Regions from separate parts of the Homo sapiens genome. Here region 1 is linked to region 2. A link is an interaction called in ENCODE POLR2A ChIA-PET data of the cell type or tissue named here. Cell type or tissue: GM12878. All regions are shown on one strand. Each heading gives the region's core, and the rest is flanking DNA. Links, peaks and the distances in the headings are about the cores only. Region 1 overlaps PPP2R5A (protein phosphatase 2 regulatory subunit B'alpha). Region 2 has its middle 85 kb from the start of MIR3122.

Region 1 (5,384 bases), core at 204-5,203, 180 kb before region 2:
TTGAAAAATTAACATTCAGTTATTAGAATAAAATATTGGCAGATACATACTAATAGAGTAGAAATCATATATAAAATAACACTGGACTAAAAGATGAGGCCAAATTTTTTTTTTTTTTTTTTTAAGACAGTCTTGCTCTGTAGCCTAGACTGGAGGGTAGTGATGCAATCACAACTCACTGCAGCCTCGACCTCCTGGGGTCAGAAGATCCTCCTGCCTCAGCCTCCCAACTAGCTGGGACTACAGGCACATGCCACCACACCCAGCTAATTTATATATTTTTTGGTAGAGACGGGGTTTCACCATGTTGCCCAGGCTGGTCTCAAACTCCTGAGTTCAAGCGATCCACCCTCCTCGGTGTCCCAAAGTGCCAGGATTATAGGCGTGAGCCACTATGCCCAGCCCATAGATTTTTCAGCTTAGCAAATAGCTGAAAAATTTTAAACCAGTTCCACAGTCAGCACTCTCCTATACCTCAATTGGCCCAATCAGTGTACTCCTATATTCTGCACAACTTTTCAGCAAAACCTGAGAGAAGAGACTTTAGAAAAAGTTAAAGTCAAAATCTCAAATTTCCATTTAAAATGGTAAAGAAACTTAATTTCTTCTGTCAAAAAAAACACTGTATTTTAAACATTGGATTTTCTTAGAAAAATATAAAATACTCTCTCTAGAGTACAAGTATCTGTAAAGCTGTCAAGGAATTTTATGTTCTGAACTTTCGTGTTTATAATTACAATAAAGATAGCAAGCTCTGAACCTCATCAGAAGTTCTTATTCCATTTTGTTTTGAATTATATACAATTGCTAACACATGCATCTGAAACCAGAGTGGATGACTTAAATCATATTTATATCTCCCAAAACAACTGCCATACTTATAGTTTCCATTCTTTGTTTGCTAGGCTGTTAAGGCCCTCATGAGACTCCAGCAAAAAATATCTACGGAGTATGAGAATTTTTGTTAATATATCTAATAAGTTCACATCAAATTATTCTAATTAAAAATGGCAGCCGGGCAAAGTGGCTCTCAACTGTAATCCCAGCACTTTGGGAGGCCAAGGCAGGCGGATCACTTGAGGTCAGGGATTTGATACCGGCCTGGCCAACACAGTAAAACCCTGTCTCTACTAAAAGTACAAACAAAAATTAGCCAGGCATGTCGGCACATTTGCAGTCCCAGCTACTTGGGAGGCTGATCCAGGAGAATCGCTTGAACCTGGGAGGCCGAGGTTGCAGTGAGCCAAGATCCAGCCACTGCACTCCAGCCTGGGCAACAAGAGCAAAACAGCCATATAAACTGCTAAAAGCAATTACTGGGCCCTAGCTTCTCAGATAATTCAAGCATTTAAAGTAGAAGGTAGAAAACAGATCCTGCCCCACCAGTTTTCTTTTTGCTCCCCTCACACCACAAAATAATACAGCAGCTTAAATACCTCAAGCTCTAGACTAACAAAGCACTAAGGCAATTGTTCCCCTCAACCTGTTACTGTATTAAATACAATTTCATATGGCATTACTAGAGCTCCCTAATGTATCCCACACAAGAGCTGCACAAGGAAATAAACAGGCATTCATTTGCAATTACCAAAATAACATAACTCCATTTAATGTAATTTTTAGTCATGATTAAAATGTATATGTTACTGTTAATACACACCTAATATTTCTTTATAGTTTATGAAGAGCTACTTCAATGGTTGAAGGAAATATTTTAGGCTGACAATGTTCTTCATTTATCAATCCTTCACAGCAACAGGTCAGAATACTTTATATGAGGTCAAGGGTAGTTATGAATGACCAAAGATCAGCTCTAAATATACCAAACTCACATTAGTAGAATTTTTATCATAGGGCACATACAAAGCGGTCTGAAGGGTAGGAAAGGTCCTTGCAATGATTTTAATCCTGGCCTCAGCATCAAATTCCTAAAGAGGCCTGCATACTCAGGCCTAGAAATGCCTAGAAAGGTTTGGTCTACTTCACAATTTTCTTTGGGGCCAGCCAATTCCATATAGTTAAAAAGGGGCCTTTGGCCAGTGCAGTGGCTCACACCTGTAATCCTAGCTCTTTAGGAGGCTGAGGTGGGAGGATCCCTTGAGGCCAGGAGTTCAAGACCAGCCTGGCCAATGTGGTGAAACCCCGTCTCTACTAGAAATAGAAAAAAAAAATCAGCCGGGCATGGTGGCGTGTGCCTGTAGTCCCAGCTACTTGGGAGGCTGAGGCAGGAGAATCGCTTGAACCCAGGAGGCGGAGGATGAAGTGAGCTGAGGTTGCACCACTGTGCTCCAGTCTGGGCAGCAGAACAAGACTCCCTCTCAAAAAAAAAAGAGGCCTTTAAATTTTTGAAAAGGTTTTGAAAATGAATATATTCTTAGAAATTGTGAATATGTAGGTTCCAAAAATAACAGCTAATAAGCAGTTTATAAAAAAAAAAGAAGGCATCACAATTAATTCTACCTCCTTACGTTCTTAATGATTCCACTTTATCTGTGGTTTAGGAATTGGGTGGTGGGGCTTAGGTGCAAAGAGGAAAGAAAAAGGAAAAGGTAATTGATACTTAGGAAAGGAGCCTAAAGCCCAAATTCCTCACAATGATTCTACTCCTTTTTTCCCCCGTCATTTCAAAGTCCCAATGCTTAAAATATATGTCAAGTTCAAAGACTTACAAATGTAAAACAAAGATTTGCCCATGGATTGAATGGTCATACCACATTTTCTCAGATACTGCAGAAAGGCTTGTTTTTCTGGTATTTATAAAATAACTATGATAATTTAGGATTAAATAGGATAATTTGATTGACTTCATTAGACTCTCACCCTTGATAAAAATACTCTTGTACTCTCAGAGCTAACTTCACTTTTATTCTAATGGTTTGGCAGTAATATTAAGTGCTGTCAAATTAAACCATTAAAGTTTTGAAAGACTACACTATTTTAATAATAAGTTAATAAATCATTGCTAAGATGAATATATGAGAATCTAAGACAAAAGAGTTCCTTACCTGTTGTACGAATTTCTGATCAATGTATCGTTTTGCAATGCTAGGCTGGAAATCAGGGCTCTCCAAAAATCTCAAGAAGAATTCATATACCAACTATGAGAGAAAGTCAAATAAAGGCTAAGATGATGGCTACAGAATATTACCCTAAATAATCACTTCATATTAAAAACACACCTTTTCTTACCAACTTAGTGGGGAGATTTCAGATCTCATTATAAAATGTAATGAGTTGATAAAAAAAATTTTTTTTAAAAATTCACACCTGTACTCCCAACACACTTTAGGAAGCTGAGGTGGGAGAATCCCTTGAGCCCAGGAGTTTGAGGCCACCCTGGACAACATGGTGAGACCGCTGTCTATACAAATAATCAAAAAATTAGCCAGGCATGGTGGCGTATGTCTGTTGTCCCAGCTACTGGGAGGCTGAGGTAGGAAGACTGCTTGAGTCTGGAGGTCAAGGCTGCAGTTAGCCGTGACTGTGCCGTACCACTGCACTCCAGCCTGGGCAACAGAGTGAGACTCTGTCTGAAAAATAAATAAATAAATAAACAAACAAACCTAGAAACTATATATTCACCATTTGGTTTCCTAAGCTGATAAACTTTGAGATTTATTTATTGCTTTACATAACTTGATGCAAAACGTTAAATTACAGGAGCTAGAAAATAAGGACAATGCCTATAAAATTAAATATTTCTTAATTAAATATATTCCTATTTTGTAATCCATACTCACTAGGAAGATGTTCCTTCCCAGTGGACTACTACCTACCTCAATTTAATCACTACAGAGTTTCTTAAATGCAGAGTCAACAACCTCCAGATAAAACAGGCAGTGTATCATTAATTTTTAAAAAGAAAGGAAAAGAAAAACTTCTGGTCTTTCTATAAAACTACAGTGGGAAAACTAATTAAATCAAAACCAGGCATATCCTATCCACACTTGAGAAATAATGAACCAAATTACGTAAGTACAGGGCTAGGGAAGAAATGTCTGTGTACCAACCACAGCAAATAAACTAGAAGTCATAGCAGGCCTTCTATAAAAGTGCCAAGCAACCTACAAGTAATAGCAAATGTTCACTTGCTACCACAAATCAGAATTAAATATTTGGTTCAGCTTGTCACTATCATACCTGCTTTCAAGGAGAAAGGCAAATATGACTAAAGTTTTTTTTTATTGTAACCTAATAGGTATAAAAAGCAGAAACTTAGCCCAAAATGTATCTTATTAGCTATTAAACAATACTATATCAATTTAACACCCTAAAAATAAAAAAGGAGGATTCTATCCCAAAGCAAAAACAGTCATTCAATGAACATTTAGGTAGCCAGTTAGGTTGATGTAGAAGTTAGAAAAGAAAAAGGGAAAAGAAAGATTGCTACATTAAATTAATAGACCTTAGAGCAAACAAAAGCACTACCAGATCTAGGCCTTATCATTCACCAAGTAACAACACATTTTTACTACTGTGAGTTCAGTAACAGTCTACAGCTAACAAAAGTTTGGGGATCTGAGCAAATACAATTTTGCTTGATGTATCTCTGCCCAACTGTGGAAAAGGAGTGATGCTTATCTGGTCTAATGTTACCTAACATTTTGTGTTTATCATAAATTAAGGATATAACAAGAAATAAAACTTGATAGCAATTTAAGTTTTTATTCATAGATAATTTTCTAATCAAACAACAATAGAGATAAAAGATAATTTTGCTTTGGGGTATACACGTGCAAAAAGATATACAAAACTGATCACAGAGCGCTCTGAAAAGTCAGCACAGTCTCATGGACTGCTATGCAGTTTCATTAACGGCACAACTTAATTCATTCAGTGCCTATTTTCATGTCCAGTACTGGGCTATGTATAGTATGAACAGACATTAGGGATGGTATGGCTCAAAAAGCCCATTCACTACACAAAAATTATATTATGTGGCACAGACTATAAGTGCAGGAGCTATTTAGAAAAGGGCTGTATCACTGTGGAATAGGTAGGAAAAGCTTTAAGGAGGATATGCAACTTGAGCCCTGCATTTGTTTTGATTCTAGATCCTTTGTTTTGATTCTGGATCCTCAGGAAGAGGATGGCTTTTATTTTATAGAAATGTAGCAGCATGTCTTGATTTAAAAATATATATATTTATTTATTTTTAGAGACAGAGTTTCACCACGTTGCCCAGGCTGGTCTCGAACTCCCAGGCTCAAGCTATGCACCCGCCTCAGCATCCTAACGTGCTGGTAAGGTGTAAGCCACCATGCCTGGCTTTTTTTTTTTTTTTTTTTTTTTTAAGCAGCATGTCTTGAGATGAAGAGAATGCAGAGTATAGGTTGATGGTATGGAATTATAGACTCCAAATCTTTATGCAAATCCCTGGAGAT
Region 2 (5,384 bases), core at 62-5,061:
AATCCGTGAGTCTATACAATTGAATTTTAACCAAAAGTTAACAATAATTTGTGGAGTTTATAATATATGTAGAAATAATAAAAGGCATTATAGCAATAGAAAAAAGACCAGAAGGGGAATAAATATAAGTATGTTGTTTTATGTTTCTTACCTTATACATGAAGTGGTATAATCTTACTTCAAGATATGCCTGTGGTAAGTGATGGATGCATATTATAACTTCCAAAGCAACCACTAAAACAAACAAACAAAAACCACGTGAACTAGCTCAAGAGTCAATAGAGGAGATAAAATGAAACCCTGAACATTTTCTTCTTGCTTTATACAAAAGAAAGCAGGAAAAGAGGCAAGAGGAACAGAGAACAGATAGGCTAAATTGAAAATAAATAGCACGATAGTGGACATCAACTGTGTCAATAATTACATTAAATATAAATGGTCTTAACACTATAATTAAAAGGCAGAGTGGATAAATAGGATGGTCTAGGAAAGCCTCGCTATGAAGGTGACAATTTAAAAAATACTGTAAGAAGAAGGATCAAGGATGCAGATAATAACTAGAACAAGAGTGTTCTAGACAGGTAAACACATACAAGATCCTGAGGTGGGTGTGTTCCTGGTATGACAGAAGAACAATGAGTAGGCCAGTGTGGTAGAGCTAAGTGAGCGAAAAGGAGGTGAGGTCAGACAGCTAATGGGGTAATAGATTAAACAGGACCTTGAAGGCCATTGTAAGAACTCTGGATTATACTCTGAATGAAATGGGAATCCATTTTTTATGGTTTTGATCCAATAAATGACATAATCTAATTTGCATTTTTAATCTTTATTGCAATACAATTTTTTTGAGACAGGGTCTTGCTCTGTTGCCCAGGCTGGAGTGCAGTGGCACAATCATATCTCACTGCAGCCTTGACCTCCTAGGCTCAAGCAATTCTCCCACCTCAGCCCCCTAAGTAGCTGGGACTATAGGCACACACCACCACGTCTGGCTAATTTTTTATTTTTTTATTTTTTGTAGAGACAGGGTCTTACTATATTGCCCAGGCTGGCCTCAGACTCCTGGGCTCAAGCGATCTTTCCACCTTGGCTTTCCAAAGTGCTGGGATTATAGGCATGAGCTACCATGGCTGGCCTTGCAATATAATTTGTATATAATAAAATTTGTCAATTTTAAGAGTACCATTTGATGAGTTTTCACAAATGTATGGAGTCATGTAACCACCACCACAATAGCCATATAGTACATTTCCATCACCCTACTCTGGATCCTGTGCTGAGAAAGACTGAAAGATGGAAGCAGAGAGATGAGTTGAAAACGTTACTGTGGTAATCTCGGTGAGAGAGAACCATGGCCTTAGACCAGGTGGCAGCAGTGCAGGTGATGAGAAGTGGTCATAATCTGAATATATTTTGAAAGTAGGAACAACAGGTTTTTCTGAAAGACTGGCTATAAGGTGTAAAATAAGTCGCAAATGACTCCAAGGTTTTTGTCCCAGCATATTGAAAGGATAGAGTTGCCATTAATTGAAACAGGCAAGACTGTGGGAGGAGCAAGTTTGGTGGGAGGAGCAAGTTTGGTGGCAGAAGACGAGTTTGGGGTATTTTCAGTTTAAAATGTCTAACAGATATTCAAGTGTAGGTAGTTTGAAATACAAATAAAATGTCCAACTGATTGGAACAATCTAAGCAGGGGAGAGGTGTGAGTTAGAGAGAGATTTGAGAGATAAACTATTTCAGAAATAAACTATAATGTATCCATCAGGAAAGGATAGCACTCTCAGGGTGTTTGGTGGTGGATACAGACTATTTCAACAAGGGAGCTAATTAGCAGACACTGTCCAGAAGAGAGGCTTCCTGGACTCTCAGTGACTGAAACATTCAGAAATATTCCTAGACTATATATTGGTAAGTTATTATGTCCTCGGAGATTTGTAGGAATATCCCTCAGAACACAAGAAGTTCTGATTCTTGAATAGGCCTTTTCCAAGTTGATTGTTCCACATTTTACACAAGCCCCTTGTGGAAAAGGTGCCCAGTTTATGGTGATAATGATTACAGAGTCGTAGAGTTAGAGCTTGGAAGATATCTTAAAGGTTCTCTTGGTCCAACCTCACACCTATGGCATGGCTGATAGATAATTAGAGTCACATCCAATGGAAATGATCTCACATCTCCCAGGCAGACTCTTCTCCTGATGGTCAACTCCATTAGAAAGTTCTTTCATGTCGGGCATAGTGGCTCATGCCTGTAATCCCAGCACTTTGGGAGGCTGAGGCGGGTGAATCACCCAAGGCTAGGAGTTCAAGACCAGCCTGGCCAACATGGTGAAACCCTGTAAAAAATACAAAAATTAGCTGGGTGTCGTGGAGCACGCCTGTAATCCCAGCTACTTGGGAGGCTGAGGCAGGAGAATTGCTTGAACCTGGAAGGATGAGGTTGCAGTGAGCTGAGATTGTGCCACTGCACTCCAGCCTGGGTAAAAGAGGGCAACTCTGTCTCAAAAAAAAAAAAAAAAAAAAGTTCTTTCTTGCGTGAAGCACACATATGCCTCACTGTCGTTACATTTTTTTCTGCGTCTCAGAGACCCCGATGAATGCCTTACTACATTTAGCAAATGAGACTCAAAGTGCAAGAGCTTCAATGTGACCATAAGTTTCACCTTCACGGGGCCTGTCAAATGGTTTAGGTTTCAAAACTTAAGCCCTTGGCCTTCACTAAAACTTCCCAGTATCTTCTGTCAAGAGGCTTCCTGGACTTTTGAAGAGAAAGTAAACTAAATGGGTGTTTGTTTCTCATCAGTGAAAGCAACGTGCTTGCAGAGGCCAGCTGGTCTATTTTTGTCTGTGGGTGGTGGATGGTTGCCAGGATTGAGCAGAGGTGTTTTCCTGTGGTAAAGACCAGAGATGGGGGTTGGTGGAGATGGTTCTTGATGCAGGAGAAGGAAGATTCGTGAACAGGATTCAGAACCTGGGAGCCTGTTGAGGAGGTCCTAGGGCTACCTTCAAGCTCAGACCCCTCATTCGCCGCCTCACTTGCATCCTTTTTCAATGTGTGCTCAGGGACTGCTAAGAGACTCATTCCTCCCCTAACAGGCAATAGCTATGAGGCTTTTAGTTGGGCCAGGTCTTGCAGGACACTCATCCTTCTGTATGATGGTCTCATTGCTGGTATCCTGGGTCCAAGTGTCCCCTACTCATCCTCACTAACAGGGCTCTGGCACTGCTTGTTTAGATGCAAATGTCTGGGGTGGGAGGACGTAACCACCTATAGTGGCACAAAATGCCCAGGAGTCAAGTTAATCCTAAGGATTTGGGGACTAACTCAGATGCAAAGCCTGAGAAACACCTGTCCACAGGCCCAAAGAATGTCTAGGGTTTTAGAGCCATGGATTTGAGACCCAGTAGAGCTGGGACTAAATGAAAGCAGTTTGGGAATAAGCCAATGTAGGGTCCTGGGTTATTTTAGCATCTGCACTTTCTTTAAGGGCCCACGTGTATGTGGGATATTCACAAGTGTGAATTCAGGGTGGTTTTTTTTTTAAATTGGGATTTTTAAATATAGATTTTAAAAATATAGATAAAAATATGGATTTCTGGGCCTTGTCCTTAGAAATTCTGATTCAGTGAGTCTGAGGGGGACTCAGAAAGCTGTCTTTTGAAAACTTTCCCAGTTTACTCCGATGTGTGTTTGGGAATCATCAGCTTAACGAATTAGAGGTGGGGCAGACACTTGTCTGTCAACATCCAAATTTCCTGTCCTCAGCCTTGGTGGTGCGCTTGCCTTCATATTTCTTTTGCCTACCTGGATGACTCCTGCGACTTGATTACCTCCCTGCCCAGTCTTAGCAAAAGTGAGCTAATGTGTAAAGAGTGCTTAGCATAGGGCCGGTACTTAGTAATCACTCAATAAAAGGAGGTTGTTATTCTTATTATCTGTGGTTAAAATGATATGACATGCCTGAGCTGTATGACTCATTGGACCAGGCAGTAATATCCCTTGAACACAGTGGAATTAGGTCAACCTCCTACCACCACTAATCCTGGCATCTCTCCTCCCCCAGTGAGCTTCCTATTTGGCCCTGTTGGGTTCTCACTTGGTGCCAGTCTGACTTTCTTGGGTTTGCTTTCTATTCTTTTGGCAGGACCCAGAGCAGGTACAATTCCCTTTGTGTTTGTTTAGAAACTGCTCTTCAGTGGTTGAGAGGAGTTGGGCCTCCCAGTCACAGTGTTTTGGTGGTTTGTTTCCATTTCTCCTTTGTGGTTGTGTTTATGACTGTGGTACAACTACTTGGAACTGAAATGTAGTTTCTTTGGAGACAGGGGTATTCTGTAGACACGGTGAAATTCCTTGGACTTGGAGGGTCTCCAGAATGCAATACAATATCTCTAACTGGCTCTAGAACTACCCAGAGTGAATAGGATTCTATTGTTACAGCTAGAACTAGGGTGAATGAATGCAGGATTCTTCATTTATTCAGCCAATGTGTGTGAGCACTTCTAATGTGCCAGGCACTACTAGTACTGGGAAGAATAAAATAGCCCTGACCATTGCAGCCAAGATTTTCTTTGTTCCCTTTCTAGGCCATCAAGCACAATGCTTCCAGGTTAACCTTCACACACTCACACTCACACTCACAGGTGTTAACACTTACTGTATGTTAGGGTAAAAAGTTGGTAGGGGGCCGGGCGCGGTGGCTCACGCCTGTAATCCCAGCACTTTGGAAGGTCAAGGCGGGTGTATCACCTGAGGTCGGGAGTTCGAGACAAGCCTGGCCAACATGGCGAAACCCTGTCTCTACTAAAAATACAAACAAACAAACGAACAAGAGGGCATGGTGGCCGGCGCCTGTAATCCCAGCTACTCGGGGGGCTGAGGCAGGAGAATCGCTTGAGCCTGGAAGGCAAAGGTTGCAGTGAGCCAAGATCGCGCCATTGCACTCCAGCCTGGGCAACAACAGTGAAACTCGTCTCAAAAAAAAAAAAAAAAAAAAAGTTGGTAGGGTATAGTCCCTGTCACTCAGAAACACAAAATTATCCTACTTTAAGGCCTGTTTGGAATGAATGAAATATATTTATTCTACCAAGTGCTTGGGACTAGAATAGAGTTATAATAGAAATGCATGGAGAGTACAGGAGCATGAGAACTAAATCTACTTCAAAGGAGTCATTTGCTGAATACCTACTACATGCCCAGCGATAGAGAAAAACAGCTTCAGCTTCAGAGCTGAGATGTGTGGACTTTTGAGTAACAGAAACCTGAGTTTGTAAACTGGATCTACACACAGCTGTGTGACCTTGGGCAAGCTATTTATCCTCTCTGAGCCTCACATTTCTTGTCTATGAAGTGGAAGAAATAATATCTACCACAAAGCATTATTGGAA

What was found. ChIA-PET counts read pairs that join two places held together with the same protein. Peaks named below come from ENCODE experiments on the same cell type or tissue, not always from the same donor. Only the 100,000 strongest peaks of a DNase experiment are listed, where the experiment ranks them.
Region 1: POLR2A ChIA-PET joins it to region 2 with 7 read pairs; 2 of 35 experiments call an interaction of 5 or more read pairs at or near these places.

Annotation. Positions count from the first base shown.
Region 1 is chr1:212,339,902-212,345,285 of GRCh38, reverse strand. PPP2R5A (protein phosphatase 2 regulatory subunit B'alpha) reads right to left here. Exons shown (of 13, transcript NM_006243.4): 4 at 3,006-3,098. Among named protein-coding and RNA genes, the nearest start is that of SNORA16B, 10 kb to the left of the region's middle. In GM12878, for the core only: no CTCF peak of the experiment used is centred there; no DNase peak of the experiment used is centred there.
Region 2 is chr1:212,160,225-212,165,608 of GRCh38, reverse strand. No RefSeq gene overlaps it. Among named protein-coding and RNA genes, the nearest start is that of MIR3122, 85 kb to the right of the region's middle. RefSeq lists an enhancer at 4,267-4,376. In GM12878, for the core only: no CTCF peak of the experiment used is centred there; DNase peaks (open chromatin) are centred at 2,738, 3,925 and 4,228; H3K27ac peaks cover 2,563 bases.